2 separate regions of the Homo sapiens genome follow, and region 1 is linked to region 2. A link is a loop called in an ENCODE intact Hi-C map of the cell type or tissue named here. Cell type or tissue: mammary epithelial cell. All regions are shown on one strand. Each heading gives the region's core, and the rest is flanking DNA. Links, peaks and the distances in the headings are about the cores only.

The links. A loop is a pair of places that touch in the nucleus more often than their neighbours do. Peaks named below come from ENCODE experiments on the same cell type or tissue, not always from the same donor. Only the 100,000 strongest peaks of a DNase experiment are listed, where the experiment ranks them.
Region 1: a loop joins it to region 2, with 2.7 times the contacts of the local background. A loop is called at or near these places in 2 of 110 quality-filtered maps.

The regions. Positions count from the first base shown.
Region 1 is chr10:17,346,074-17,361,373 of GRCh38, reverse strand. It overlaps ST8SIA6 (ST8 alpha-N-acetyl-neuraminide alpha-2,8-sialyltransferase 6), which reads left to right. Exons shown (of 8, transcript NM_001004470.3): 4 at 1,774-1,860. Among named protein-coding and RNA genes, the nearest start is that of ST8SIA6-AS1, 33 kb to the left of the region's middle. In mammary epithelial cell, for the core only: no CTCF peak of the experiment used is centred there; DNase peaks (open chromatin) are centred at 7,633 and 11,373; H3K27ac peaks cover 871 bases.
Region 2 is chr10:17,264,918-17,280,217 of GRCh38, reverse strand. No RefSeq gene overlaps it. Among named protein-coding and RNA genes, the nearest start is that of VIM-AS1, 43 kb to the right of the region's middle. In mammary epithelial cell, for the core only: no CTCF peak of the experiment used is centred there; a DNase peak (open chromatin) is centred at 6,617.

The sequences.
Region 1 (15,300 bases), core at 3,707-11,706, 80 kb before region 2:
GCATAAAGTTATTATACTTTTAATGTTTTAAGGATTCTTAATGCTCCATCCTCTCTCATTTCTGGTACTGGTCATTTGTATCTTCTCTGACTTTTTTCTAATCAGTGTGGCAAGAGTTTTTATCAATTTAATTGATGTTTTCAAAGAACAAGCTTTTCATCTCATTGAATTTTAAAGATTTTATCAATTTCTACTCTAATCTCATTTTTCACTAATATTCTTTGCTTGGGAATATTATTTTCTTGTAGTAATATTCCTTGCTCAGAAATACACTATGAATATAGCCCTTCTAACTTTGTTTTAATGATTCTTTTTACTTTTATTTGCTTATTTATACAAAATATGCTTCATGTAGACAACATGTGGATTGGTTGATTCTTCTTCTCCCTCTTCTTCTCCTTCTTCTTCTCCTCCTCCTCCTTCTTCTTCTTCTTCCTTTTCCTCTTCTTCTTCCCTTCTTCCTCTTCTTCTTCTTCGTCATCTTCTTTCTTCTCCCAGTTTGAAATTTTTTGCCTTTTAATTGGTATGCCTAGATCATTTATATTTGTTGAGATTAGTCACACAGTTGGGCCTAAATCTGCCATCTTGCTGTTTGTTCTCTATTTACCTGTTCTTTGTTCCCTTCCCTCTTTTTCTGCCTGCCTTTGGATTATTTTTATGATAACATTTTAATGATTTTGTTTGGTTTTGCTCGTTGTTTTAGGTGAAGAGTGTTCATCTTTTTCTTATTGGTGTCAGTTGTCAAATGATTTATATCACTTCTATTTCCACTTTCCCACCCCCACCTCTTTCTGGCCTTTGTTCTATAGTTCATGCATTTATGTCTACATATATAAGCCCACCTCAAATATTATTATAGTCACTTTAAACAATTTTCTTTCAAGAAGACTTAGAAAAATAAGAAAAAGTCTTTCATGTATATGTGAATATTTTCCGTTCCCAGTACTCATCATGTTCTGTCAATCTAGATATTAGTCTGGTTTCATTTTTCTTCTCCATTATGTCTTCAACATATATTCTATCTCATTGTTGTAGAGCCTTTGATCACTAATACCTGGCAACTAATGAATAAGTTACTAATTGAAATAAAATTTAAGAGTTTTCTCACTCAAAGGGATACTTGCATTTCAAATGAGAACGCAAAGACTAAAGGATATTCTGTGCTTTAGAAATTAATACTTAATGGTGGAATTTCAGACAGGGAGAGATCTACCAGGGACTGGGATCCTGCTCAGTGCTTCTCAAACTATACCACTCTACCTATAGATTTTTATGTCAATAAACTTCTCTCTCAACAGTCCAATCTGGGTGTTGAATGTACAGTTCAAAATTATAACTTAAGATAATTATTTGGAGGAAAATTTTGCCTATACATTCCAAGGTAAATATGTGAACTTAGAGTCTGAAAAAATCTATTGAGTACATATTTATGGCAAACATCTATAAAACATCTATAAATATATATTTGTCAATTATTTTAAGCCAAGGTGAAATGTCCATTAGATACATATGCAAGTTGGTGTGTTGTCACGGTTTTTAATACTACACTTGGCTTATGACATGTGCAAATTATAAATCCCTAAACCAACATAATAATCATTTACAAATTGTATTTTCTCAGTGTTTTGAAATGAGTATGATTTTAATTATTTCTGCCTCACCTTATATCAAAAAATATTTATAGACTAAAGGGAGTAGATTATAACAGTATCTTCTAAGAAGACTTACATATGAGATCATTATTTTCTAATTATATTGACATTTAATTTTTAGGTATTCAGAGAACGACTACCTTCAGATTATCACAGATATACAGAGTTGTCCATGGAAACGGCAAGCAGAAGAATATGCAAATTTTAGGTAATTTTTTTCATAAATAATATGAGATTTTAAAAATGTCTTGTTCATTTGCTTTGTAGAAAAATAGGCAATATGTTATTAAAAAGAGAAGTAGAACCAACCCCAGCTGGCAATGAGGCCAACTGAATTCTAAGACCCTCTCATGAGGCACAGGGCATTCCATCTCCATCTCTTGTGTATAAATTTGCATTATGTTACTGTTTGAATTACAAAAGTTCCCAAATTCAAAAGAAAGATTTTAGTATGTTTTGTAAGTTATATTTTAGAAGATGTTGTGTTTTTTGGTACCATTTACATTTAGTATTTATTTGTTTAGTAAATAAAATGTCATCGTATTAAAGTATGTTTGGAAAACATAATCTCTAATCCCATCCCTTTAGAACAACTTTTGTTTTCTACCAGTTTTTCCTCATTCACTTTTTAACACAAGTGACATTCAGGGGCGTGAGTTGCTTTAAGTAATAACCCAGGAAGGAGGTGTCAACTGGCAAAACCAGGTTATCACTTGACCATTATAGGGCTGTAGCTGGAAAACTTGTAGCCCATCCAGACAGGAATAAATTTTGTTAAAGCAATATGCAGTGAGGCAGCATCAGTACTTATCTGATAGTTCTTACCCCCATACCTCCACATATCATAGATCAAGGTCAGTTGTCTCTGTGCTTGGTCTAGATTGCTCTGGTTTTTTTGGGGGGCGGGGCTTCTTTTCTTTTTCCTCCTCCTTCTTCCTCATCATCTTCTCCTTTCTCTTCTTCTTTCCTCCTCCTCCTCCTTTTTCCTCTTCCTCTTCTTCTTTCTTCTTTCCTCCTCCTCCTCCTTTTTCCTCTTCCTCTTCTTCTTTCTTCTTTCCTCCTCCTCCTTATTCTTTTTCTTCTCCTTCCTTCCTTCTTTCCTTCCTTCCTCCCTCCTTCTCCTCCTTCTTCCTCTTCCTCCTCCTTTTCCACATTCTGATTTTTTCCTGTACATCCCATTCCAATTTTGTGCTATGCCAAATTATTTTATCCTATTACAATCCAGAGACATGTCTTTATCTTTACTCATTATTTTCAAAGTTTACTTGAAGCATTAAACTTGTAAAAAAATTACTAAAGAGATTTTGCTTTCCCCTAAAATACTCTAAGAAATATCTGCAGTATGGTTCTCTTTTTTTATGTGGGAAGGCAGCTCTTCTTGTTTGCCTTATATAGTGGCTCTGCCTGTTCCTTCTTTAGTCAGAATATGCTGGTATGATTGGACCAACTGCCTTTGATTCTGCTACCAATGTGAGGAGGGTTCTGCTCCACCCCCAGTAGGTGAAAGAGTGCCTTCCTGGTGGTGTCAAAGCTAAAATGGGTATATCTTCCCTCCACTGGGTAGACACATGGATATCATGACTTCCTGGAGGATACCATTAAACATCTTTCCTATCTGATATTTTAGGAAGAGAGGCTGGAAAGGGGATTCCTGTTTAACGATTTCATTTCCAGGACGTTTTATGCCAAATTCAATCTATTTGAGACTGGATTTGAGAGGTCCTGGTGGCAGGAAGATGAGATTGAAAATTGCACAATCATAACCTAAATGATCACAGGGTCAACAAGTGATAACAGAGTCTGATTTTGAGAAACCTTTCTGCATATGCAGAATAGACAAAAAAAGAAGAGGGAGAGATTCAGGTAGTGAGCTATTGAGGATCAATCTAAGATAATTAGCTGGAAAGATAGATTTGTAATGACTGTAATGATCAAAGTAGGGAGTATAGGAGCTTTTACTTCTGGCTGTTAAGTTCAGACCAAGCCTCTTGAGAGTAATGAAAATAAAACAAAGTCTACCAAACACCTGTGTGAGGACACTGGAGCAGGTCCTCCCTGCCACGAAGGCAGGGAGAATTTAAAGGACTAAAGCCCAGAAGGTGAAAAGAACCCATCAATTTGGGCTGGTTTTTGTCATAAAGAACTTGCCGAATACAAAAGCAAAATTTGGCTGAGAGGCAGAGAAGCTGAGCAGAGCTTCCAGCAATCCCTGGAAAAACCAGTTTTCAAAAGAACTGAAGGCCAACTTTGAATCCCTGGAAAAACCAGTTTTTAAAAGAACTGAAGGGGCTGGGCGTATGGCTCACGCCTGTAATCCCAGCACTTTGGGAGGCTGAGGCAGGTGGATCACGAGATCAGGAGATCAAAAGCAGCCTGACCAACATGGTGGAACCCCGTCTCTACTAAAAATACAAAAAAAAAAAAAAAAATTAGCCAGGCGTGGTGGCATGCACTTGTAATCCCAACTACTCAGGAGGCTGAGGCAGGAGAATCGCTTGAACTCAGGAGGCAGAGGTTGCAGATTGTGCCATTGCCCTCTAGCCTGGGTGACATGACAGAGAGACTCCGTCTCAAAAGAAAAAAAAAAAAGAACTGAAGGCCAACTTTGAAACATTTCCATCCTGAGCTGGATTTAGATCTGCCCTTAACTTAGATGCCCGATAGGAGCAGAAGGAAATCCCTTCTTGGGGATTCCCTTGGGGGAAGGTAACCTTATTCAGAGCCTTAAATCATCTCTATAAGTATCCACTCACAATGTCTGGCTCCATTTAATAACTTATTATCTGTAAATCTTTTGTCTTCCTTTCCTTTCTTTTTTTTGGACAAAAATCAGTCTCTTCAAATCCAGAGATGTATGAAAGTCACTGCTGCAGATTATGAGGTATAGAATCTGTATAGATGGCTGGTCCATGGAGGGTACAGCCATTATTACCTTAGTACCATTTTCACATTAAAAAAAAATGCATCAGTAACCATGACAATTACTCCAAATGGCCTATCCATCCCTTCAGGGCCAATTTAAGTAAACATCTTAGGCCAGGTGCAGTGGCTCATAACTGCAATCCAAGCACTTTGGGAGGCTGAGGTGGGTGGATCACTTGAGGCCAGGAGTTCGAAACTGGCCTGGCCAACATGGTGAAACCTCATCTCTACTAAAAATATAAAAATTAGCTGGGCATAACGGGGCATACTTGTAATCCCAGGTACTCAGAAGAATCACTGAGGCGGGAGAATCACTTGAACCTGAGAGGCAGAGGTTGCAGTGATCTAAATTGTACCACTGCACTGCAGGCTGGCTGACAGAGTGACTCCACCTCAAAAAAAAAAAAAAAGTAAACCTCTGGGGCTATAATACATTTTGTTGTCATAGAAGAGAACAGGCACACAGACATTTATTTATTGACTTGAATATTTATTATATTGTAATGTTCTTTTTATGGGCATATTTCTAAACTATGCACTGTATAGTTTAGAGCACTGTAGTCTTTTTTTGTTCCTGCTAGAGTGCTGGGCACAAAATAGGGCCTCAACAAAAAAAAATATTAAAGAAATGGATGCATGAAAGTAAACAAAAAAGTGTCATGTTTTCTTACTGAACTCAAAGAATTTATAGTCACTTTAGAAAGACAAGAAATATAAGTATGAATATTTATGATTGAATATCAGAATGAGTGATTTAGACAAATACTGTCATATATTAATGCAAGATCACTGTGGGATATAGTTTTTTGAAATATTTTGTGAAAAGAGGCAGAACTTGAGCTATAACTCTGAAGATGGCTGCAAAGGGAGGGTGAGACCAATTTGGGAGTGATGAGGCCAGGAAGAAAGGCAATAAGATTCAAGGCCAGCTGGGCTGGAGCAATGAACTTGTACTATTAGGTACGCAAGATAAAGAGGATAATTTCAGGTAGACAAGGAAGGATCTGATGCATGGAGATCTGGTTATCAGAGTAAAGTCCACAGACATTCTGTAGCTACCAGGAGCCCAAGAGCAATATTGCTAGCAAAGGAATTACAAATTGAATTTACTGTTTTAGGGAAAGTATTCGGACAGCATAATGAATGAAAGCAAGTTGGAGTATTAGGAGGGAGGGAGTAGTGTAGAAAAATCAGAGCAGGTAGGGGCTGGTTGTAGACAAGTAACTACAGAATGGTGACCAACTACAACATCAACGGTAGCTATGAAAATATCAAGAGAGAGATGCTTGACTATGAGCCCTTTGGGGACATGGCATTATCTTGTTTATCTTTGTATCTCCAGTGCCTATCTCATAGATGGTACCCAATAAATTGCTCTATGACTGAAGACTTGGTAGGACTTGGTTACTTGTTGACTTCCAGTTCTCTCATTGAAGGAGAAGAAAAATAAAGTCAAATGAGAAATCCTGCATCTGAAATACTCATGCTGCTACTGACAGAAAGATTTCAAAGAGAAATTGGATTGAGAAGATAAAAGCATCTTGGACAGGATGTGTTTGAGCTGACTTTAAGACAACTGGATACAGAAGACCTTTTGCTTGGTCTGGGGAAAATATAAATGCTAAGAGAAAATGAATTCTCTCAAAAAAGAAAAGCAACTGCAGTTTAAATCTGGCTTTTGTAAGAGATAGGGCTTCTCCAAGTCTATCTTCTCAGCAATTTTATTTTAACTTTCTTGTTGTGCTACGAGGGGGTTTGTCCTCTTTTTATAGATTCCTAAGCTTTTACTCATTCAGCACTTAATTGTGGGTCTGAGAACTTGGCAGCTTGGCGCTTGAGTCTCAAACTTCCTTCAGCTTTTACCCGGAAACATGAAAGGCTTAACTAGGAAGATTCTTAATCTGAAGTCCATGAAAGCGGTTTCCTAAAACTCTCAAAATTGTGAGATTTTGTACACGTTTCTGGGAAAAGAATCTGTGGCTTTCATCAGATTCTCCAAGAGTCTAGAACCTTCCACATGGACTAATGTATTTCTAAGGATCTTTCTGGCCCTGAGACTCTGGGATTCAATTGCCTATCCAGGATGCCTATCCAATCACCTTCCAAGATGGCATGGTTATCCCAAGCATAGGTGTGAGTCTGGCTCAGATTTACCTGAAATTTACCGCAGATTCTAAGTTTCCGCTATGAATTTACATTTTGTGAGATACTAGTTGAACTCAGTTAAAGAGAGATTTAAGTAAGAGTTGAAGATGTCCTGCTCTCTGTTCTTTCTTGGTATCTAATTTCTTTTAGGTGTAGCAGTACAAAGTCAACAATGTTGAGGTGTCTGCCTTTTCTGCTTTTAAAAGCTTGATTGATTCTCCTATAAGAGGTCCCCACCCCCTTCCCTCCAAGGACAAGCTAATGCACAGAATAATTTGTGAAAAATCTACCTGGATTTCAGTCTAAGAAATTATTGCTCTTCACAGTCTCTCCCTCTGATTTTTAGAAAACTGATGGATAATCATTTGCTTGAGCGTGACACTCAGCTATTTGAGAATAACATTGAGATGGTTAAATTTAAATTAAACATGATATGAGACGCCCTCTAGTCCTCCTTCCCCAGTTCTTCTGCTTCACCCATGAAGGCTTCTTTGTGAAGCTCTGGAAACTTCTGGTAAGCAGGTTTTATCCCCGCAGATCTTTGAGCTCCAGTAATTAGTCTTAGATTCCCTAGGTAACTTGCATGGTAATTACTGCATTAGCTTTCTTGAATAGTTTTCTAACTTAAAAGAACTGTATTCATTTCTGTAGCCAATTACAGAAAACTAATAGGTACACAGTAACAGTCCTTAATTTCTATTTTACTTTCTTCCCGCCCCCAACCCCGAAATACACACACTATTATTTTGTTTCTTAGTTTCTTTTGGAGCCACTAATACCATTTGATTTTTATAGACATCGTCAGGTTTCAAAGAGATGAGCTGGAATCCAAGATGACTGAATATTATCAATCACATATTTACTGAAAACTTAGTGGCAGGAAACAGTGCTATTATGTCAACCCACACATTTATGACTCATGCAAATGAGATACCTTTCAAATGACTTGTAAAACAGGTATTTCGTGCCTGATTACTTTGTTACAGATAACTATTACACTGTGGCAATTTTATTAAATCTTGTATTATCCCCTCAGGTTTGATTAAAATTTCTTGGAAGTTATTCCTTTGTCTTTCTTGTGTTGGATATGTGAGAAAAGATTCCAGTGCTGTATTTGTAGATTAATTGATATTTCTAAAATAACAGTCACCATCTTGCTTTCATTTTTATTTATGTTCTTTGAAGAAAATAGTGTTAAACAAAATACACCTGCATATCTACCACCTATGTTAATTGTTTCAGCTATATGACATTTACATTATTCAAACCATACCATTTAATGATTTAACTTTGTGAAACGATATAAACTATGAAAAGAGATGGGATAAGTTAATCAAATTTTTGCATTAGATCATAAAACTGGAAAATCACACTTAGTTTTACCACAAAGTTTTCACTTTATTTTCTGAACTATTTCTGCAAAAGCAACAGTATTGTCTGACTTTGGTAAGTGTTTTGTGAGCTTACACTTTTTCATTCAATTAACATTTATTGACCCTTATTATGTCCCAGGCATTTTGTTCTGTAGGACAAAGTTCTTGGAGAAAACCAAAAATCATCTCTGCTAGGGGCTTCTTTCAATAATACAAGACTAAGTTCATTTTTCTGAGCCTCTAAATGTTTGCTGTTTACAATTCATACAGGGTGACTACATTGACAGCTGAAAGCAATACATATTTTATTTTTTTTTAATTTAAGAAGTGTGTACTTTATGATAGGTGATTTGGGTCAGCTGTCAGATTGAAAAAGCTTTTTTCTTTGTTTCCTCTGCATCAAGACCATTTTTCAGCATTAATATACTGTCATATCATCTTCTATTTGTCATTACCATACAGCATGCCTGTGCATTTAGAAAAAGCAACAGAAACCACACCATGTCATTACTTCTTCCGTATTTAATAACAGAAACTAACTCTTGCACATTTAGGGACTAGCTCCTCTCCTTGGTCTTCAGAATATAAACTTTGCCATCAAAGTATATGGAACTCACGTGGGGTTCACTGGTCTTCTAAATTCTACTTCAAAATTTATCTCCCAAGTTGTACTCAATATTAGCTATATATTTTTATGTTCACATGTCAAATACGCTCCCTTTCAGCCTGCCTTGTGTTTCAAATTCTCTTTTCCTTACAACATTGCTTGCCATGTCTTCATTGGTACATTACATTGTTTACACTGGTACAATATCAAAGTAGATAGATCTTTCTCCAGTGTTTTAACATTGTTCCTTCACTCATGAGTTTATATTTCAATTGACTTCCTATCCTTTGCTTTAATCATCATATTCTTTTATATTTCATTTTACCTTGCGTTAGTTCTGACACTCTACTCAAATATATGAGCTGGTCTTTTACAAACTGAACAATATCAATGTACGCATTAGCTGTTAAGGGAAAAACTTAGACATCTGAGTTGCTGATTGAATTTGGACTTTTTGAAGAGTTTTACTTATTATTCCTTTAAATTTAAATGTTTATTTTTAATTGATGAATATTGTATCTATTTATGGAATAAAATATGGTGTTTAGATATATGCATACACTGTGGAATAATTATATCAAGCTAATTAACATATCCATCAGCTCATATGCTTAACATTTTTTTTTTTAGTGAGAACATTTAAAATCTGCTCTTTTAGCAGTTTTGAAATCTGCAATACATTATTAGGAACTATGGTCACCATGTTGTGCAATGGATCTTGAAAAATGTATTCTTTCTGCCCAACTGAAACTTTGTACCCTTTGACCATCATCTCCTCCCAACCTGTTGTAACCACCATTCTCCTCTGTACTTCTATAAGTTCAACTTTCTTAGATTCCACATGTAAGTGAGACCATGCTGTATTTGTCTTTCTGTGCCTAGCTTAGTTCACTTAGCATAATGTCCTCCAGGTTTATTCTTGTTGTCTGCAAATGACAGAATTTCCTCATTTTTTAAGGCTGTATACTATTCCACTGTGTATATATACCACATTTCATTTATGCATTCAGCCATTGATGGACACTTAGGCTGATTCTACATCTTGGCTATTGTGAATCATGCTGTAGTAAACGTGGGAGTGTAGGTATCTTTTTAACATATTGATTTCATTTCCTTTGGGTATTTATTCATTTTCTTTCTTTAGCTGTCATGTTATGTGGGGCCCTAGGAGTTTGGGTTTCATCTAGTATGTGATGGTGGAATAATTTAACATAAAATGAAGGTTAAATATAGATGTCCTGGTTACAGTACTAAAATTTTTTTTTACTTTTATCCTGGAAGAAATTTAACTTTTTTTTTAACCCCATTTAACAAATGAAGAGGTAGAGGTTCAGAGAATTGAGATGAATTTTCCAAGGTGTCATCACTAGTAAATGAAGGAACTGGATATCTAGTCTTGGAATTCTCAATATCCATTGCTGCCTCTGCCATCACATGTCAAAATGATTAGTGCAGTAGACTTGTGCAGGATAGATAGGACAGGTGGCCTCTTCTGCACTAGGCCAGGTGTGAAGTGATGAAGACATGGACTGAGAAGCCCAGTAGAGCAATTAGAAGAGAGATGCTGGGGTGGGGGCAGGGAACACTCAGCAGTTTCAGGGAAAGGGAAAAGTGGCAAGATGATGAAATGAGGCTTCTCCAGTTATTGAGGTCTCGTAATATTCTTGGCTTTTCTGAATACCATGTCTTCCATTTTGTATCTCACTAGATTCATTAAGGGGCAATCACTGATGTCTGACTTTCTGATTCTAAATGTACAGGTCATGCCACCTTCCCAATTTTTTGAGGGAGCCCTAGTTTGAAGATCAAACTCTACTCTGAGATTAGTGTCATGGATTAACCTGAAGCAGGGATAACTATCAATGGCCGTATCTTACCTGTCAGTGTGATGTCAGCCTGATGATCACACAGACTACAGACAGCTCCCCTGTAGGTTGCTGGGATTTTTCCCAATGTACCAAGTGGCTAGTTCAATAGACAACTCTATTTTAACTGAGGTATAGAAGTGTTGCTAAAAAAAAAAAAGGTGGTGTCTATTTGAAGCTCTTAATTTTCCTCCAATCTATTGGGGCTGAAATGGAATGTTTTCCTGCCTTTGGAATCCCTAAATCACTGGATTTCTTAGATCATTTTTGTTTTGTTTTGTTTTGTTGAGATAGGGTCTCACTATGTGGCCCAGGCTGGTCTCGAACTCCTGGACTCAAACGATCCTCCCGCCTCAGCCTTCTGAGTAGCTGGGGCTAGATCACTGTTTTCTTAATAACATAAACTACTCCTTTGGTGTGAAGCAAGCATTCATTGTGAGCCAGTCGATTCTAAAATCACAGTATGTCAGCATGCCATCTCGATTTTATTTTTTGTTTCATTTCTTAAATACTCAAAGATGCTTTGTCCTCCACGACACAGCCAAATCCTGGAAGGAGCTGTCTATACCTACTCTTTCATAGTACCTTCTACTTATTCCATGACCTTCAAACTGGTCACCATGAACCACGATGAATCCTTCTCATCTACTTCTTGCCCAATAACTGGAGGGACTACGGACTTTGGCCACATCGCTCCAACCACTTCCACCCCTGTCCCAACCAGTTTAGAACCAGTTATCCCTTCCTCAAGGAAGCCTTCCCTGGACAACCTGATTAAGTCATTGCTGATGTATTATCCTGAAATTCACCTTCATTACACTAGCCACGATTAATACATTTTCATTTGTGTGTGTATGTGTGTGTGTGTGTGTGTTTATTTAATTTACAGACCTGGTTAATCTGAGTCATGTGTTTTATGTAATGCATCAGGAAGAACAAAGGATCTTTCTAGGTGGTTCAGAAAATAGGTCAAGACTCACTATAGGAACTAGGAGTTGGAAAGGGCTGGGGAGTACAGTCTGGTTTCTAGGCTCAGCTTTAAGTTGACTCCATGTGTCTTGTTTGTTTCAGGCATTTTATTATTGATGTTTCTTGTTTGTTATCCCTAATCTTTCATTTTCTTTTAAATTTGGTCTCCCCTGTAAGTGAATAAGTTACTACTAGAACATCTTAAAGGCAGCATTTTACCTTTGCCGCTGGTTATTTATGGCAACGTCTTTATTCTTATTAGGCTAAGCCAGTTTTCCTAGCCAGTGTCTTTATCAGTAAAATGGAGCAATACTTAACCTCTGTGAGTTTTTATGAATATTCAATATGTCAAATGCTCAGTACAGAGTCCGTTATATATTAGAATCTCAGTACATGGTAGCTATTCTGATTATTTCCAGTTTAATATCATTTTTCTGGCTTACAATTAATATTTTACTAACTAGTTTAAACTCTTGGTATCTGCAATAAATACAGCAAGTCTGTGATGGAGCAATAATGCTATAATAGTTTCTGTTCCAGTCCTCTGCCTAGGGGGATGTGTAAACAATTATAAACCCCAGTTTTGCTTTTGTGATCATTTCATATGGATTATACCACGTTCTTGGTAAGGACCAACTCTTCCTGTTCAGTTCGTTCTGTTTGAACTTTCTTTGGTCTTTTCATGATGGAAAGTAGGTCACACCAAGCAGAAAGTATTAAACTTCAACTTTCTAGGTTATCGTCTTTCTGTGCATTATTTTCCGTAGAAAAGGATTTACCTTTATATGAACTGTCTGTGGCTTGTCCCTCCCTTTCCAGATGGCCGGTCAAACCACGTGCTCTGAGGTCTAATCAGGAATCGCTCTGAATTCCCTGAAAATTAATCAGCTCGAGTACAGGCAGAGCCAAGAGTTACGCTTCCCGCCCCGCCCCGCCCCGATTACTTAGCCCTTGACTAGGGCTAAGTAAGGGCTGAGGAACCCAGGGTAGGAAGGATCATTCTTATTTGAGATTCTGCTGGGTGAAGCCTAAGGGCATAGATGAAAAGTTAGGATTTGGAAGGGAGCCAGAAGCCAAAAGCAGTTCCCAGAGGCCAGGCAAAAACAGAAGCTGAGTGTGGGACTGAAGCCAAAAAGCGGAAGATGATGAATTCCACAGCGAACCGTGGGAGCCGTCCTGGAACAATGCCTGAGATGCGCGCTGGCTTTCTGGGAGCAGTTAGGGCCCCTTTAGGTATGTGAACCCGCCTCACTAAATGGCCATGAGCAGAACTGAACTGCCTACCTGTTTCTCCACCTGTGCAAGACACAGTTTCTCAGAGCACAGACGAAGCTCCTTGAAATATACGTGCATTGCTGGCCCTTGCCTAAGCCTACAGTTAGGACTTGGCCTGGTAAATTGAAGTTCATGAAATAATGAGACCTTTTATAAAAGACAGTGGCATAAATACAAAATATACCACGAACATTTCCCTTAAGAAATGTTTCACAGAGTAGCATATTGGTGTAATTACACATAAGACTGATTCAGCATTATAATTACAAAACTGTTTTCATAGGATTCAGTGTTAATTCAGGCTCTCAATATGTTGCCAAAGTCTGCAAAAAAAAAAAAAAAAAGGTTCCTACTCTTCCCTTTTCCTTCCCTAAAAATATCTAACTGAATAAAAGTTTATAATCCGTCAACGAAAATTGGTTTCTTTACATTTTCTTCTTCACACATTGAACAATAATAGCAGTGACCTAGATTTTTTTTTTGTCTGCAAATTAAAATATATTCTGAAATCTTAACATTCATCTTAACTGTTGATTTTGTATTTTTAGAACTTGTGTTTTTCACACTTAGCAATTCACAATCAGCTTTAATTTTTTTTTTTTTTTTTTTTTTGAGACAGAGTCTCACCATCGCCTAGGCTGGAATGCAGTGGCGCAATCTCGGCTCACTGCAACCCCCATCTCCCGGGTTCAAGCGATTCTCCTGCCTCAGCCTCCGATTCTCCTGCCTCAGCCTCCCAAGTAGCTGGGACTACAGGCACGTGCCACCACGCCCGGCTAATTTTTTGTATTTTTAGTAGAGACAGGGTTTCACTGTGTTAGCCAGGATGGTCTCGATCTCGTGACCTCGTGATCCACCCGCTTTGGCAGGCAAAGGACACTCTTGCAATTAGACCCCTGGAGGGATCCTTGCAAGTCACTTCTGTCACAGCTTTATGCTCATTGCAAATGGCACCTGAAGGCAGCCGGATGGGTGCACCCCTTACTTCTTTCCAAAGATTTCACAGTCCTGCTTTTTCACAATCTCACTCCGATTCTGCAACGTGATCCCGTTTTTTTTTTCTTTACAAGTCTTAGCATGAATTAAAACCACAACAGGTCACCACCTTCATTATTATCATTGCCCTCTCCCCTCTCGTTTACGCTACTCTGTGTGTCAGAGAAGTCAGCATCCTTCTCCCAGTGGCCTGAATCAGAAAGCCCTGCATGACCCTTGCTGTCTTCTCCTTCAGTGTCCATTTCTAGTCCATCGCCAAACTTTTGCTAAAGTCTCACACCCTAATGTTTTAAATCTATCCTTTTGCAATCTCACCACCCATCTCTGGTCTGGGTTACTGGGATGGCTAATTGTATGTGTCTACTTGGCTAGGCTATAGTACCCAGTGATTTAATCAAATGCTAATCTAAGTGTTGCTGTGATGTATTTTGTAGATGTGGTTAACGTCAACAATCAATTGACATTAAGTAAAGGCGCTTTCCGTTGATAATGTGGGTGGGTCTCATCTCAATCAATTAAAGGCCTTAAGAGCAAAAACTGAGGTGTCCCAGAGAAGAGGTATTTCTGCTTCAAGATTGCAGAATCAACTCCTGCCTGGATGTCCAACCTGCAGGCTTACCCTACAGATTTTAGATGTGCTAGCCCTTGCAATTGTGTGGACCAATTCTTAAGTCTCGATAGATCGATAGATAGATACATAAATACATAGATACAAAGATACATAGAGACATACATAGATAGATAATACAGATATAAGATAGATAGATAGATGATAGACTGTTGATTGTATTTTTCTGGAGAGCCCAGACACACATAGCTATTGTTCTCTCTTAACTGGCATGTTGGTTATCTATTGCTGCATAATAAACTGCCCCCAAACTGATGGCTTAAAACAGTGATTTCATATTCTCTCTCAGTTCCGTGGGCTGCCTGGGCTCAGCTGGGGAATTTTTTTGTTGTTGTTGTTACTGTTTTTGAGACAGGATCTCACTCTGTCACCCAAACTGGTATGCAGTGGCACCATCACAGCTCACTGCAACCTTGACCTCCTGTGATCAAGCAATCCTCCTGCCTCAGCCTCCTGAGTAGCTGGGACTATAGGAGCATGCCACCAAGCCCAGCTAATTTTTGAAATTGTTGTAAAGATGGGGTTTCCCTATGTTGCCCAGGCAACTCCTTGGCTCAAGCGATCCTGCCACCTCAGCAAAGTGTTGGGATTACAGATGTGAGCCAGCACACCCAGCCCAGGGAACTCTTAATGGAGGGCTTTCATAGGGTTGCAGTCCACTGGAGTCATCTGAGAGCTCGCCTGAGTTGGACATCCAAGATGTGACGCTCACATGTCAGTTAAGTTACCATTGACTGCTTACTAGGAATTCAGCTAGAGCTGCCACCTAAAGGATCTTCAAAGGAACCTCCATATGTGACTTGAGCTTCTTGCAGCTCAAGAAGGCTCAATTCCTTTGGGGAATGGCTGGATTCCTTGGGGAAGTGTC
Region 2 (15,300 bases), core at 2,686-10,685:
TTTCTAAAAATCTCTACAATATTGCTGTAAAATCTCCCTGATCATATATTCCTATAGATTGTTGTGTTTATTTTATTTCCATGGGATGGATCCCTAGAACTTGCTAAAACAAATTACATACACACACACACACACACAACTTGAATTTTAATGGATATTATTGGATTGTTTCTCAATAGGTTGTGACAATTCATACTTCCACCACCAAATATAAGAGAATCTTTTTTTCCTGTGGGCCTCCAGCCATAAGCATCTGTAATTCCCCCTTGTAATTGCCAATATTATGGGGCACAATGATGTCTATTGTTTTAATGTGCATTTCCTTGCCTACCAGGGCAATTAACATATTTTTGCCCTAGTAGTTGTTGCAGATACTATCAGCGTTCTGTCAGGTCCTCTCACTCTTACCTTTTCTGTGAATGCCTGCTGGACTTCCAGCTGCCAACACCTGCATCTCCTTGCTAGAGGGCTTTCCTCAGCTGTGACAATATCTTATACTGCTGTCTTTCTTAATTGTAGATCTTCCATTATCTTGTCCATCCCTTCTATGGTAATTTGTTTATTCATGGTTGTTCCTTCCTCTGGGATCAATAGTGGCAGCTTATATTTTGCTAAAAAAATACACATTTCCTCCAGGTTTTGACCTTTATTTCTACGCATTGTCCTAGGATATTCTTAAAACTATTTTAATGCCTTCCTTATCTACGGTCATGTTTTCTTTCTCATTCCTAAGCTTGTATATTTCTGTCCTCTTTAATTCTTGATTAAACTCATGAAAGTTTGTCTATTTTATTGGTCCTTTGGAAGAACTGGCTTTGGGATATATTTAACCTATTATTACATTTTATTTTTTTGTTATCTTAATTCCTTCTTGTGCTACTTTTTGTTTTTTTATTTCTAATTTCTTAAACCAAGCATTGAATTTTTAAAAAAATTTATTGTTTCTTCTATAATCGTGGAGACATTTGTGCAGAAGGTGCTAACTGCAGGTCTGGCTGCTAAACTCCACATGTTCCCAAAAAAGGCCTGCCTTTACGATCAGCCCTAGCTGGCTCCTGGGAGCTGAGCTCTGAGATGTTGAAATATTCTGCAGGATCAGAGAGTTTTGCATGACTGAGGCCTGGGGCTACCTGGTACTAGTTTAGTCAGATTGTTTATGCTAACAATGTGATTTATGGTGATGCTTATTTTTGCTATTTTTGCTCTGAGAGGCTGAGGGCAATCATGCATGTACTACGTCTATGTTACTGACTCTGCCAATAAAAACCGTGGACACCAAGCCTCAGGTGAGTTTCCCTGGCTGGCAATATTTTGCATGTATAGTCACACATTCTTGCTGGGAGAATTAAATGCACCTGTGTTTCTCTACTGGGAGAGGACATCTGGAAGTTGGCACTTGGTTTCTCCTGGACTTTGCTCCATGACCCTTGGCATTTTGCTGATTTTAATCTGCATCTTTCCCTGCAATAAAGTGTAATTGTGAGCACAACGGCTTTTATGACTCCTCTGAGTCCTACTAGTATATTGACAAGCCTGAGGGTGGTCTTGGGGACCCCCAACACAGCTTTCAAGGTTGTAATCTCCCAATGAGTATAGTTGTCATTGTGTACCAGATGCTTTTATTATTATTATTATTTGAGATAAATTCCTTCCTCTGTTGCCCAGGCTAGAGTACAGTGGCGTGGTCTTGGCTCACTGCAGCCTCCACCTCCTGGGTTCAAGCGATTCTCCTACCTCAGCCTCCCAAGTAGCTGAGATTACAGGTGCGCACCATCACACCCAGCTAATTTTTGTATTTTTAGTGGAGATGGGTTTTCACCATGTTGGCCAGGCTGGTCTCAAACTCCTGACCTCAAGTGATCTGCCTGCCTCGACCTCCCAAAGTGCTGGGATTACAGGCAGGAGCCACCATGCCCGGCCTGTGTGCCAGAGGTTTTAGAATGTAGTGGCCTTCCTTTCACTGGTCTACCTATAGTTGATGATTTTATTTTGACTTTTCTCTTCTATCAAAGATTTAAGTAGAAGTGGATTTATTATTTTCTGAGTAATAGAGGCATAGTTTTATTTTTTGCTTAACTGTATCAGATTATGATCAAGGAATGTGGTCTCTTAAAATTTCTTCTTTTGAAAATGTGTTAGTTTTTTTCTTTGTTTGAACAATTAGCTTCATAATTAAATACTGTTTCTTGACTATTACATGAAAGCAAGATAGAATTCCTATATACTTCAGATACTCTATTTCCCTATTGCTTTTATTCATACACCAGAAAGAAGATAAATTTAGACTACTTTTAATTTTACTTAACTCACTCCCATCCCCTCAAGGCCTAGCTTTTCCTAAATTTATAACTTTTAGTACAAGGCTGTTGTTAGTATTTCACTCACAGTGCATGGAAGAAAGAGGCTTTGTACTCTATATGGATCAGATCTGTCAGAGGCAGCTTAAATCACTTCTATACTGTTGGGAATAGAACTGGTAAGGGAAGAAAAAGCTCTCTAAAAAATAGGAGAACAGGCACAGTGTGGTGGATTCATTATCACAAGGCCAGAAAGTTCACATCCTGAGTGGTAGGTTACTTATCACAAAACTGATGAGTTAATTTACAGCTGAAGTGAAGAAAATCAATTTCCCATAACAAACGTTTTCAAGCTTTGTGGTTAAACCATTATATTTACAGGCCTTGTTGTCAAACACTTACATTCCTCAGGAATTCCTGTTGTTGTTTTTTTCTTATAACTATCAGTAAATTTAGGGACAGTACCTCTAACTGAGCTAGCACACGGTTTGTTCTCCCAGACCATGAATGCTTTTAGTTTCTAGCACTGTTTGTTTGTTTAGAGTGCTCTCGTGGCCACCAGGAAATAAATATTCTTTATCTTTTTTTTGTTATCTTGCTAATGTCAGAAGTAAGAGCTCAGGGTCACAAAGAAAATGAGCAGTAAAACAAAGAATTTCTCAGCAAGGTAAATTTACTTCCGCAGAAGGGTGCTGCTCATAAACCTGGCTGTCACGAGAGCATGCGGAGCAAAGAAGAGTGGGGGTTTTCTTCCTAATGCAGATTCTGCCTCTGTGTCTTTCCCCCCATTGCCTGGGCTTGGACCGCACAATGTAAACTGGTCTCAATTGGGTAAACATTTAAACTTTCTTAGTTAAGGTAGGTGTGTGATAGAGGAGAGAGGGGGAGAAGGAAGGGGTCACCTACAGGGCACTAGAAAGCTAACCTATTCCCACATAAGGAAAGGAATGTGGACTGGGGCTGTGGCATGTCTAAGTATGTTTAGACAGGTTAAGGCGCAGCAAAAGCGGGGGCAGGGGGTGGGTACTTGGAATGAGAGAATAACGAACAGGAGAACTGGGCATGCTGTTTGCAGAGGAACCTAGCCGTATCTAACACTAAGAAAGGCAGTATTAGCACAGCCCTTAAGGACTTAAGTCACCAAATCTAGTTTCCTCACAAGGCTTCTCATCAAATAAAATGGCAAATTAGATTTCTATCACTAAGATCAGCCAAAAAAATTAAATGCATAATTTCTAATTTTTATATTCTACCATTCTCTGTTTAGGCTTAACAATGTATACATTTTTTGAAATGTTCTTTATTGGCCACTATTTAATCTTCTTTTCCCCTTTCTCTGTCCTCTGATATCTGAGATATTTTGTTGTTTGGCTAAAAGTTTTTTTCTTGAATATTCTCCTGGGATGTTCACAGATTATATAGTTTTGGAATTCTGGCATATTTATAAATGTCTTTGTTTTCCTTGATGGCTGAATGATATCTTAGATGGAAACACATTTCCTGGATTTTAGTCTGTGGGTGTCCAAACTCTTCCATGTTCATTCCACAGATAAATGTAATGCTAATCTTATATGTGTATGTATACATTACTAAATTTTATGTCTAGAATGTAAAAATTTATTCTTCATTTTGGAATTCAGCAATTTTGATGAAATGCATAGAGACGCCCCAGAACTCTCAATTATTGAATTTTAGACTCAGTTGAGGTAATAGGCAGAATAGTGGTCTTCCAAAGATGTCTAATCCCAAGAATTTGTGAATATGTTCTATTACAAGGGGGAATTAAGATTGTGGATGGAATTAAGGTTGCTAATCAGATGACCTTGAGATGGGGAGGTTATCCTCGATTATCTAGGTGTGGGAGGCAGGAGGGTCAGAGTCCTGTAGAGATTTGAAGAGGCTCCTTTGCTGGCTTTGAACATGGAGGAAGAGGCCATGAGCCAAGGAATGTAGGTGGCCTGGAAAAGGTAAGGACATGGAGTTTTTCCCTAAAGCCTCTTCAAAAAACACAACCCCACCAACAATTTTCTTTTAGTCCAGTGAGACCTATTTTGAACTTCTGACCTCCAGAACTGTAAGATAATAGATTCGTGCTGTTTTTAAGCTGCTAAATGCATGGTCATTTGTAACAGCAGTAATAGAAATCTCATACAGTTGATCTGGCATCAAGAGGGAAACAAATCCTGCCTAAGCTACTTCCTGTGGGCCTGGGTAGAGGCTTTGCTGACATCCTCCAGGTCTGCTAACCGCTTGCAGGTGCCAAACTGCAGAGAAACAGCTGGAAATTGGAGTCCAGAGAAAAGGACAGGAGGAAAGCACTCTGGAGTCCTCTCTGCAAAATCCTCATTACTTAAGCTTTTCAACCTTCTCTCCTGCCGTTCCCTAGCACCGTATCTTCATGTTAGCCCTGAGCTTCATTTCTCTAGTAAAACCAGGCTACGTACTGTTTTTCCATGCCATTTGTTTGAGTTGAAATATTCTATTGTGTAACAAATGTAGAGGTTGCAGGCAAGAGAGAGGGAAAAAAAAAAACACCTAGATCTGAAAAACAAACAAAACCATTGTCAGGTATTGCTCTTGTTGTCTGGGAGATAAAACCAGAGTTATGGGTCACAGAGATTTTGACATTCCCTGAACTGTGTAGGGTAAGAGAGCCTCTAACTACAGTAAGCAAATAAATTAGTGAGAATAATTAGCATGACTTACAGTAAGACCAGGGTTAGGCTAAAGAAAATAACTGACAAAATAGAGTTAAAGCCATGCCTGAGACTTTCAGTGAGGGAATTAAAAAGCAACAGATCTAATTAAGTAGTCTGGTACACCATTTGGAATTTGGAATTTGCTTGTTAATTAGAAGCCTTGCTCTATTTGGCAATAATTATTGCTGAGTGGAAAACGTATACATGCAGCAGTACTCTTTTTAATGAGGCAATGCACTCTCAAACACACTTCTCTGTCAAAAGTACATATTACCGCAGGCAAAAATAAGATAAAAGGCACAGGAATGTTTCCAGATATCAGACAGCAGTTTAAGAAATGTAAGTAAAATAACATCAAATGTTCAAGGAAAAATAAGCTACCTCGGATTTTGTTTGGAGGGGAGAGGATGGTGAATTGCAGAGGAGAGAAACCCACCAAGGATGGGCTAACACTGGATGATGAAGGGAGATGAGGGTTCTGTCTGAGTCCAAGAGTGGGCGAGAGGTGGTAAGAACAGGGTTGGGGAACTACACAGCCCCTGAGCCCAATCAGCCTGCTCATCATCGCAAATAAAGTTTTATTGGAACATAACTAGCACCCATTGGTTGAGTCATCATCATCTACAGCTGCTTTTGTATTACGGCAGCAGGGCTGAATAGTTGCGGCAAAGACCATATGGCCCCCAAGGTTGAAAATATTTACAGCCTCACCCTTTACAAAAGTAGTTTGCTGAGCCTTGGTTAGAGGAAGGTCTCTGGTCATAGCTCTCCATAGAAGCACTGAGATTAGTTGTGAGGTACATTGGGATTCAGTGGTAACTAATAATAATTTGATGGCCCAAGTTGACAAATGATTCACTTTTTAAAAATTAAAATAGAGCGGATGCAAAGTTATCCCCATGAAGAACTCTCGTATACTTTCCTTGGGAAAGAAAGAGATAATAGGCCAGGTGCGGTGGCTCATGCCTGTAATCCCAGCATTTTGGGAGTCCAAGGCAGGTGGATTGCTTGAGACTGGAGCTCAAGACCAACTAGATAACATAGTAGGACCTCCCCCCATCGCTACAAAAAATGTAAAAATGAGCTGGGCAAGGTGGTGCACACCTGTAATGCCTGCTACTTGGGAGGCTTAGGTGGGGGGATTGCTTGAGCCCAGGAAGTCAAGGCTACAGTGAGCTGTGATTGTACCACAGCACAACATCCTGGGTGACAGAGTTAGATCCTGTCTCAAAAAACAAAAGCAAGAGAGAGAGAGAGAGAAAAGAAGAAGAAGAAGAAAAGAAGGAGGAGAAGAAGAAGGAGGAGAAGGAGGAGGAGGAGAAGGAGGAGGAGGAGAGGAGGAGGAAAGGAGGAGAGGAGGAGGAGGGAAGAAGGAGGAAGGGGAAGGCGGGGAGGGGGAGGGGAGTTACAGCTACCAAGCAGAATTTTATATAGAAAGAAAGAGAGAGAGAAAGAAAGGAAGGAAGGAAAGAAAAAGCGAGTTACAACTAGCAAGCAGAATTCTGTATGTCCAGGAAAGAAAGTGAGTTACAGCTACCAAGCAGAATCTTCTGTTCCCTGGACATGAAATGAGAGTGAGGCTCTATCACGTGACTCACTCTCAGGGTTAATCCCAGCACTCCTTTTGAGTGAGTTGTGTGGTAGACATGACTCACATCTATCATGAATACCTGCTGAAAAAACAAAGTGAAAACTGCTTCCCTAGAGAAGCCTGAATTAAGGGTTTGGGGAAGAGTGTGTGTGTGTGTGTGTGTGTGTGTGTGAGAAAGGTGTCAGTGATGAGGAGACCCAGAGGACCTTTCTTCTTCAGCAGCACAGCCTGGCCTAAACCTCTACAAGGCTCACCCTGCGTCCTCCAGCTCTGATTCAGGGGTCATTCTAGGGCCGCCTATTTGACGGCCCTCCCTCCTGGTTGTCTATCCAAAGGTCAACATCAGGTTTTCCTTTCGATCCACTGAAAAGGCCTAAAGGTGATTTCAGGTGTTCCTTGTATCCTAAAAATGTTCTACTCTCTCTGTTGGAAGTTTAGGGTGGTGAGGGTGGTGGGGAGGTGGGTATGGAGTTGAGGACATAGGATGAGAGGTTTAGAGAAAATGCAACGTGTGATTGAGCAAATACCTAAGAGTGAATCTGTAAGCTACACGGATGAGCTTTGGTCAAGAATTAGGCTGAGGCAGACATCCGGGCCTGCATGACTTAGTGAGTTTAGGGCACAGGCGCAATACTCCACTTGTTATATAACCTGTTTGGGTAAGCTCATACCTGTCTTTGAGCCATTATTCTTTGAAAAAGTATAACTGCCCGGCTGACACTGTGCATATGGCTTGGCTCGGCCCAGCACGGAACGGAATGGCTCGACATGGCTCGGGCGCTGGTGCCCAGAGAGAGAGTAAGGCTACTTACCCCTGTAAGGGAGAGTGGGTCACCTTGAAGGCAGGCAGTGGGGAGCCAGGAACCAGCTTGTGCCCAAAGGGAAAGAGTTAAGCTGCTCTCCCTGTAAGAGAGAGCTGGCCTTGTAGGGCAGAGAGCGCAGCTGCAGGTGTGGGGTCGGCGAGAGCCTCAGAGCTGGAGCAAATAGCCGAGGTAAAGGTGGACGGTGTGAGTACGCTGCCGATGACAGAGCTGCTGCATAAAACCATATTCACCTGCCTACGGCCCCCTGAGTGTTCTTTCAGTTATCTGCCCATCCACCCACTCCCCTCAAACCTCAGCTGGGGCTCACACCTGAAAGAATCGCTTTCTGTTAGTCCCTACTTAACTGATACCATATTCTCTCTGGTTTGGGGAGTGGAAGGAGGTGGAAAGAATAATAGCAAAACGGTCTCCTAAAAACTAGAACGTCACAAACTTTTCCCAAGGCAGACCTGGGAACGTATTGAAGGCAGAGACGGGATCTGCAGAGAGAAATTTTGAAGCTCATAATTTTATGAAATGCTGAGCTATTTGCCTTCAATTCGACCAGGAAAAACAGAAGCTTTATGTCAAAATATGTCATTTTTTTCATAAAGCAGACCCCTGCTTTAGATTACATAGAAAGATACTTGAGTTTGTCTTGATTACTTTAGTCTTTTTTTTTTTAAAAAAATCATAAATGTAAATTCCATATGCTTTAAAGGTTGGGACTTTATCCTATCTCCTGTTAAATGCATCTGTTCTAGTGCCGGATAGCACTCAATAAATGAGTTGATTGCAATTAATCACAGACACTTCACAAACGGTCATTTAATAAAGTTGAGCAATGCTTATCCAGGTGTTTAATATGGAGGAGTGATTTCATTCCTGAAGGTGGGGGAAGAAGCTAGTGCTTCATTTGTGAGATCTGAAATGTTTTCTGATGTCTACCACCATAAATGTATTGTTCCAAATTCCCCCTTACACTCATGGTCTCGGAAAGGAAATAGAAAATGCGAAAAATTCACCATATATATATGTGTGTGTGTATATATATATATATATATATACACACACACACATAGATACACATATGTGGGTATATATATATATATACCCACATATGTGTATATATACATACATATGTATACATTATAGATATATACCATGTATGTAAGTATACCGTGTGTGTGTATATATATATAACATATATACCATGTATGTATACAATAGAAATAGAAAATGGGAAAAATTCACCATATATATGTATATATACATATATATACACACATACATAGTATATAATTTAAGCACCTGGAGGGCAGAGTCTTTATCTTGTTCACTGTGTATCCCTAGCACTTAAAATCTTATCTGACACACAGAAGAGACCAAGTTTTTTCTTTTCTTTTTTTGTTTTTCTTTGTTTTTTTGAGATGGATTCTTGCTCTGTCGCCCACCACCGCCTTGGCCTTGGATCTGCCCGCCTCAGCCTCCCAAAGTGCTGGGATTACAGGTGTGAGCCACTGCGCCTGGCCTGTTTATTTGTTTTTGAGACAGGGTCTCTCTCTGTTGGCAGGCTGGAGTGCAGTGGTGCAGTCATAGCTCACTGCAGCCTCAACCTCCCAAGGTCAAGCGATCCTCCCACCTCAGCCTCCCAAATAGCTATAGTAGCTAAAAGTACAGGTGCACAACACCATGCTCAGCTAATTTTTATATTTTTTGTCAAAACAGGGTTTCACCATGTTGCCCAGGCTGGTCTCAAACCCCTGGGCTCAAGTGATCCTCCTGTCTCAGACTCCCAAAGCTCTGGGATTCCAGGCATGAGTCATTGCACCTGGCCAAGGCTAAGTACTTTTAAAATTGTACTCTTAACAGACTTTTTTTCTTGTGTTGCTGTAGTTTTAACTCCTTAAGTCAAATATTCTGATTTCTGAATGTCTTTCTGCAACCACAGGGAGAACTTTACCAGATATTATGCAGATCAAATTTAAGATGTGAATAAACAAGAATAGAGAAGTAGACTTCATATATATTTGATTTCTCAAGAAAGTGTTCCTTTACTTCCCTTGCTTTATTCTGTCGCATCTTATTTATTTTGCTTTATCAATTCAAAGATATCATCTCAGTGTTTATTTTCACAAGGGGAGCCTGTGAGGTTGGGGGAGCTACTGTTTCTTTAGGGAAAAAGAAGCAGTGGTCTGGGCACGGTGGCTCATGCCTGTTATCCCAGCACTTTAGGAGGCCGAGGTGAGTGGATCACTTGAGGTCAGGAGTTCAAGACCAGCCTGGCCAACGTGGTGAAATGCCGTCTCTACTAAAAATAAAAAAAAATTAGCTGGACGTGGTGGCAGGCGCCTGAAATCACAGCTACTTGGGAGGCTGAAGCAGGAGAATCACTTGAACCTGGGAGGTGGAGTTTGCAGTGAGCCAAGATGATGCCACTGCACTTCAGCCTGGGTGACAGGGCGAAACTCAGTCTCAAAAAAAAAAAAAAAGAAGAAGAAGAAGTGGCAACTATAATAACTACAATGTACTCTTTACACAGCAAGGTCTTTGTGTAAAAAGAGGGCATTTACGTAAGTTTGAGGTAAATATAAAAATAACTTCCTCAGGCTTCCAAAACCCTTCACTATGCCCTATATTCTCTCTTTAACCAGAAATGAATAAAAGTGAAATCTAGAATGAGGTTAATATTTTAGAAGTACTGTGATCCCATCTGTTTGGTAAGAGAGAAATAATATAACCTTCACATTTTTAAAGTTCTTTCAAGAAGATTTGAAGTAAGTACAAGAAGGAATATAGGTTCATAACTTTGATCTACTACAAGTCATAGATATTTTAGGTTTCTATAGGAGGGATGGTGTGCGCCATAGCTGAGCCTGGTGTACATCATTCTTTTATAGCTATACATAGTGTTCATTTGCCTTCAAATTTGAGATATCCATTAACCTGAGGTTTCTATATTTATGTTTCAAGATAGCTGGAAAGAGCAAGAATCAACAAAAGGTGATGATTTAATAGGGGACAATTGTGTCATATTCTTAGACTAGTGAGTGGGAAGACTTCAGATTAGAAAATAACCAAAAGTAAGACTTTATTATTATTATTATTTGAGAGGGAGTCTCACTCTGTCACCCAGGCTGGAGTGCAGAGATGGGATCTCGGCTCACTGCAACCTCTGCCTCCCAGGTTCAAGTGATTCTCCTGCCTCTGCCTCCCAAGTAGCTGGGACTACAGGCGCACACCACCATGCCCACCTAGTTTTTGTATTTTTGGTAGAGGTGGGGTTTTACCATGTTGGCCATGCTGGTCTCAAACTCCTGACCTCAAGTGATCTTCCCACCTCAGCCTCAAGACTTATATTATTTTAACATTGAATTAGAGACTATAGGGTGAATTTTAAGGAACTGAATAAAAATTATCATTTTCTTTAATAAAAAAGTTGTATGATGTTTATAATCCTAAATAAAAGAAGGTTACACTGTTATTTTGAGTTTTTCTGTTTGACGATCTTCAACTCACTTATTTCTGGAGTATCAAAATAAGGTGGGAACTGGGTCCTACCAAGCTGCTGGGCTTCTCTATTTGAAAAAAATGAAGAGTTAGAATCATCAAGTTCATGTCATTCACACTTTGAAGTTATTTTACATAAACTTTAAAGTTTTAAAAAATCACTGTAAATTGAAATAGAGCCCAAGGTTAAGAAAGCAATTAGCGGGTTTGGAGGAGAGGCAGGAAATAGCTATTTGACTGAGCCAGTTTCTGAATAATGCTATAATTTGGATTTAATCTTCTGGCCGTGTGGTTTGTTATGCAGTCCGCTTTAAGACTTTCTCAAAATATTGAATACTTTTATGGAGTTCTTGATTGCCAACTATAGATTATATCATGCTAACATAGTTTTATTTCTCAGGTTTTAATGAAACTCTTATTCTTAAAAGAAAAATTCAGCATATTGATTCTTCTTTACTCATGTAATAAGCTCTGCAATATCATAGTAAAACACACTGGCTTCATTTTTTATGTTAGTAGTGTTTTGATATAAAATTCCTGTTAATTTTCCAGCTAATAGAACAGCAGTGTGTTCTGATTCAAATTGAGACTGGCCAGCTTTGTTGTGCGTATTTGATGGAAAATAATTGCCCTCCCTGCATGTCACCTAGCTAAATGGATTTTATCTCATTTCTGAGACGTTTTATATACCATAATCACATGGAACTTGAAAGGGACATGAAAGCTTGCCTGTGCTGGCAAATCTCACCTTATTTGAACCATTATTATGTGTTAATTTCCTTCTGTGAGTTTTTGCTCTGCCATTGATTATAAATCGGAGTCTATTTTTTCCAATGTATTAGTCATCAATACTTATGACATTTATAGATGGGTGGAACGTGGTAATTTTCAGTGATTTTTCATATACCTTGTCCCATTTGGCCCAAGGGGGCATTCTTCTTCATTTTGCAAAAGGGAAGGCCACAGCTCAGCAGGATCAAATGGCTCCAGGTAGACCCACAGTGGATGAATGACAGAGCCAAAAGCTGTGTTGTATTTCTGGCCTTGAGGATTGGTAGAGCTGTCTCACTCCACATGGGATGAGTTTTTAAGATGTCCATCATAAAATGCCAGCAACAATAATCTATGGTAATCATCATAGATGTTGGATTGAAGCTTCAATTTTCTAGAACCACTGCCTCTAAAGGAGCTCTAGTGTGTCCTACAAAAGGGTTCTATTTCATCTTTTGGTGTACTTCAGGAACTAGAAGTTTTCATACTAGAGATTCTCCAGAGGATACTGAATTATTTAAACTACTGAAAAGCTACCCTGAGAAGAGTGAGGGAACCACTTGAAAGATTATTTTAATGTAGAAGGATAATGGAACAATTTGCTGAGTTTTAAACCACCACATTAGCAAGCCAGTTGCTAAGCTAATTACGCCTCCAGCCCCATGTTGTGCCACTGAAAGCTGAAGTCCTCAACCAGTTGCCTCATTTCCATTCTCCTGTTTTGAGAGCCTGCATTTCTCCCAATGAAGAGGTAAACTGTTTCTTCTCTGGGAAAGCAGGGGGCTGCCTGACATTGACTTTCATGCTGCACCCTTTTGTGCTTATTATCCCGTAAAAGGGAGTCCCTGTCTCCTGCCACTGAAGTGTACCTAACACCTGGATTGTTGTGAGACGTGCACACTTTGCCTAGGTGAACTGTGAATTTTTGCAAAAATGTATCACTATTATAAAGGGCCCTGCCCTACACTGTTGTTCATCACATGCAGGATGTATAGTAAATGTCAGCTAATGGAGTAATCATTCGTCTAAGACTTTCCAGCTCCTTTTCTTAAGCTGGCAACACCTGTGCTAGGTGCTTTTATGTGTGTTTATTTTAAAAGAGAAGAAGGAGGCTTAAAGGGGAGAGCAAAGAAGCTGGCAAGCACCAGCTTAAGAAAAACGTTAGCAATTAAGATAGTGGGAGAGGCTGGGTGTGGTGGCTGACACCTGTAATCCCAGCGCTTTGGGAGGGCAGGGCAGGTGGATCACTTGAAGTTGGGAGTTCAAGACTAGCCTGGCCAAAATGGTGAAACCCCGCCTCTACTAAAAATACAAAAAAATTGGCTGGGTATGGTGGCACGCATATGTACTCCCAGCTACTTGGGAGGCTGAGGCAGAAGGATCACTTTAACCTGGGAGGCAGAGGCTGCAGTGAGTCAAGATCATGCCACAGCACTCCAGCCTGGGCAACAGAGAGAGACTCTGTATCAAAAAGGATAGTGGGAGATAGGGTGGGGCACAGTGGCTCACACCTGTAATCGCAGCACTTTGGGACCAATCCCACATTTCCCTTCTGCACTGCCCTAGCAGAGTTTCTCTATGAAGGCTCCGACCCTGCAGCAACTTTTTGCCTGGACATCCAGGAGTTTCCATACATCCTCTGAAATCTAGGCGGAGGTTCCCAAACTTCAATTCTTGACTTCTGTGCACCCACAGGCTGAATACCACATGGGAGCTGCCAAGGTTTGGAGGTCACACCCTCTGAAGCAACAGCCCAAGCTGTACTTTGACCCCTTTTAGCCACAGCTGGAGCTGGCACAGCTAGGATGCCGGGCACCAAGTCCCAAAGCTTTGGGAGGCCAAGGCCAGTGGATCACGAGGTCAAGAGACCGACACCATCCTGGCCAACAGGGTGAAACCCCATCTCTACTCAAAATGCAAAAGTTAGCTGGGTGTGGTGGTGCATGCCTGTAGTCCCAGCTACTCGGAAGGCTGAGGCAGGAGAATTGCTTGAAGCCGGGAGGCGGAGGTTGCAGTGAGCTGAGGTTGCGCCACTGCACTCCAGCCTGGTGACCAAGGTGTGAGCCCCAAACCTTGGCAGCTCTTATGTGGTATTCAGCCTGTGGGTGCACAGAAGTCAGGAATTGAGGTTTGGGAATCTCCACCTAGATTTCAGAGGATATATGGAAACTCCTGGATGTCCAGGCAAAAAGCTGCTGCAGGGTTGGAGCCTTCATAGAGAAACTCTGCCAGGACAGTGCAGAAGGGAAATGTGGGATTGGTCCCAAAGTGCTGAGATTACAGGTGTGAGCCACTGTGCCCAGCCCTATCTCCCACTATCTTCTTGGATACAGAGTCTCCCTCTGTTGCCCAGGCTGGAGTTCAGTGGCGCGATGTCGACTCACTTCAGCCTCTGCCTCCTGGGTTCAAGCGATCCTCCCACCTCAGCCTCCGGAGTAGCTGGGAGTACATATGTGTGCCACCACACCAAGCTATTTTTTTTTGTACTTTTAGTGGAGGCGGGGTTTCCCCATTTTGGCCAGACTAGTCTTGAACTCCCGACCTCAAGTGATCCACCTGCCTTGGCCTCCCAAAGTGCTGGTATTACAGGCGTGAGCCCCCTCGCCAAGCCTATCCCACTATCTTAATTGCTAATGCTTTTCTTAAGCTGAGACTCTGTCTCAAAAAAAAAAAATAGTGGGAGATACCCACTGTGGAATCCATGCTGCAGTCTACACAAGTAAGGTCAAGAGAAGCCAACTCAGGCTACTTTCTTCTTCCAAAATAATGGTTTGTTTAGTTATCCATTAGAATTCTTTCTACAACGTGCACCTCCATAAGAAATGACTCTCCTTAGTATTTCTGACTCATGAAGATACATCTCATGGAACTCGTGCCTTGACATGAATTTCTAGGCAATATCAGCTCTGAGCTTGGCTACACCCCAGACTTTGCAGAGCAAAACAAAAGCAAAAATAAAGGAGGCAGTGGGGAAAGAATTCCTTGAATAATCCATATCATAAACCATCACACAAAAACCACACTGAACTTCTTTGAAGCCTGAAATCTCTGAAGCTGACCAGTAGATAATTAGATATTTACATTCTCTAGAGTTCTAATTTAAAGCAGAAATGATGGCAAAGAAATCAGATGAGACAGTTTGCTAGTTTACCAGACACAAAAACCGTGTGTGTGTGTGTGTGTAAAATCTTATTTTCCTTTCTGAAAATCTGGAGCAGATTTTTTTTTCTTTTGAGATGGGGTCTTACTCTGTTGTCCAGGCTGGAACGCAGTGGCATGATCTCAGCTCACTGCAACCTCCACCTCCCAGGCTCAAGCTTGAGCAGCTTTTCTGAAAAGATCACTCACTCCTGATAAAATGAATTTCCAGGAACCACAGTATAAGATACATCAAGTCCATAGAATCCATAGATGGACTACTGTTAACCCTCAGATCAGAGTCATAGAATTTAGTCTGCCTACTAAAGAAAAGAGAAGAGGAAGCAAAGCAACACCTATTAAGCCCTCGTTTGAGGCCCTCCCTGTGATAGGTGCTTTTATTTGTGTTTGTTTTTAAAGTGAAGAAAGATGCTTAAAAGGGAGAGCAAAGAAAGATGACTTAGAATAACCAGAGTGCCAGATGCTTGCTT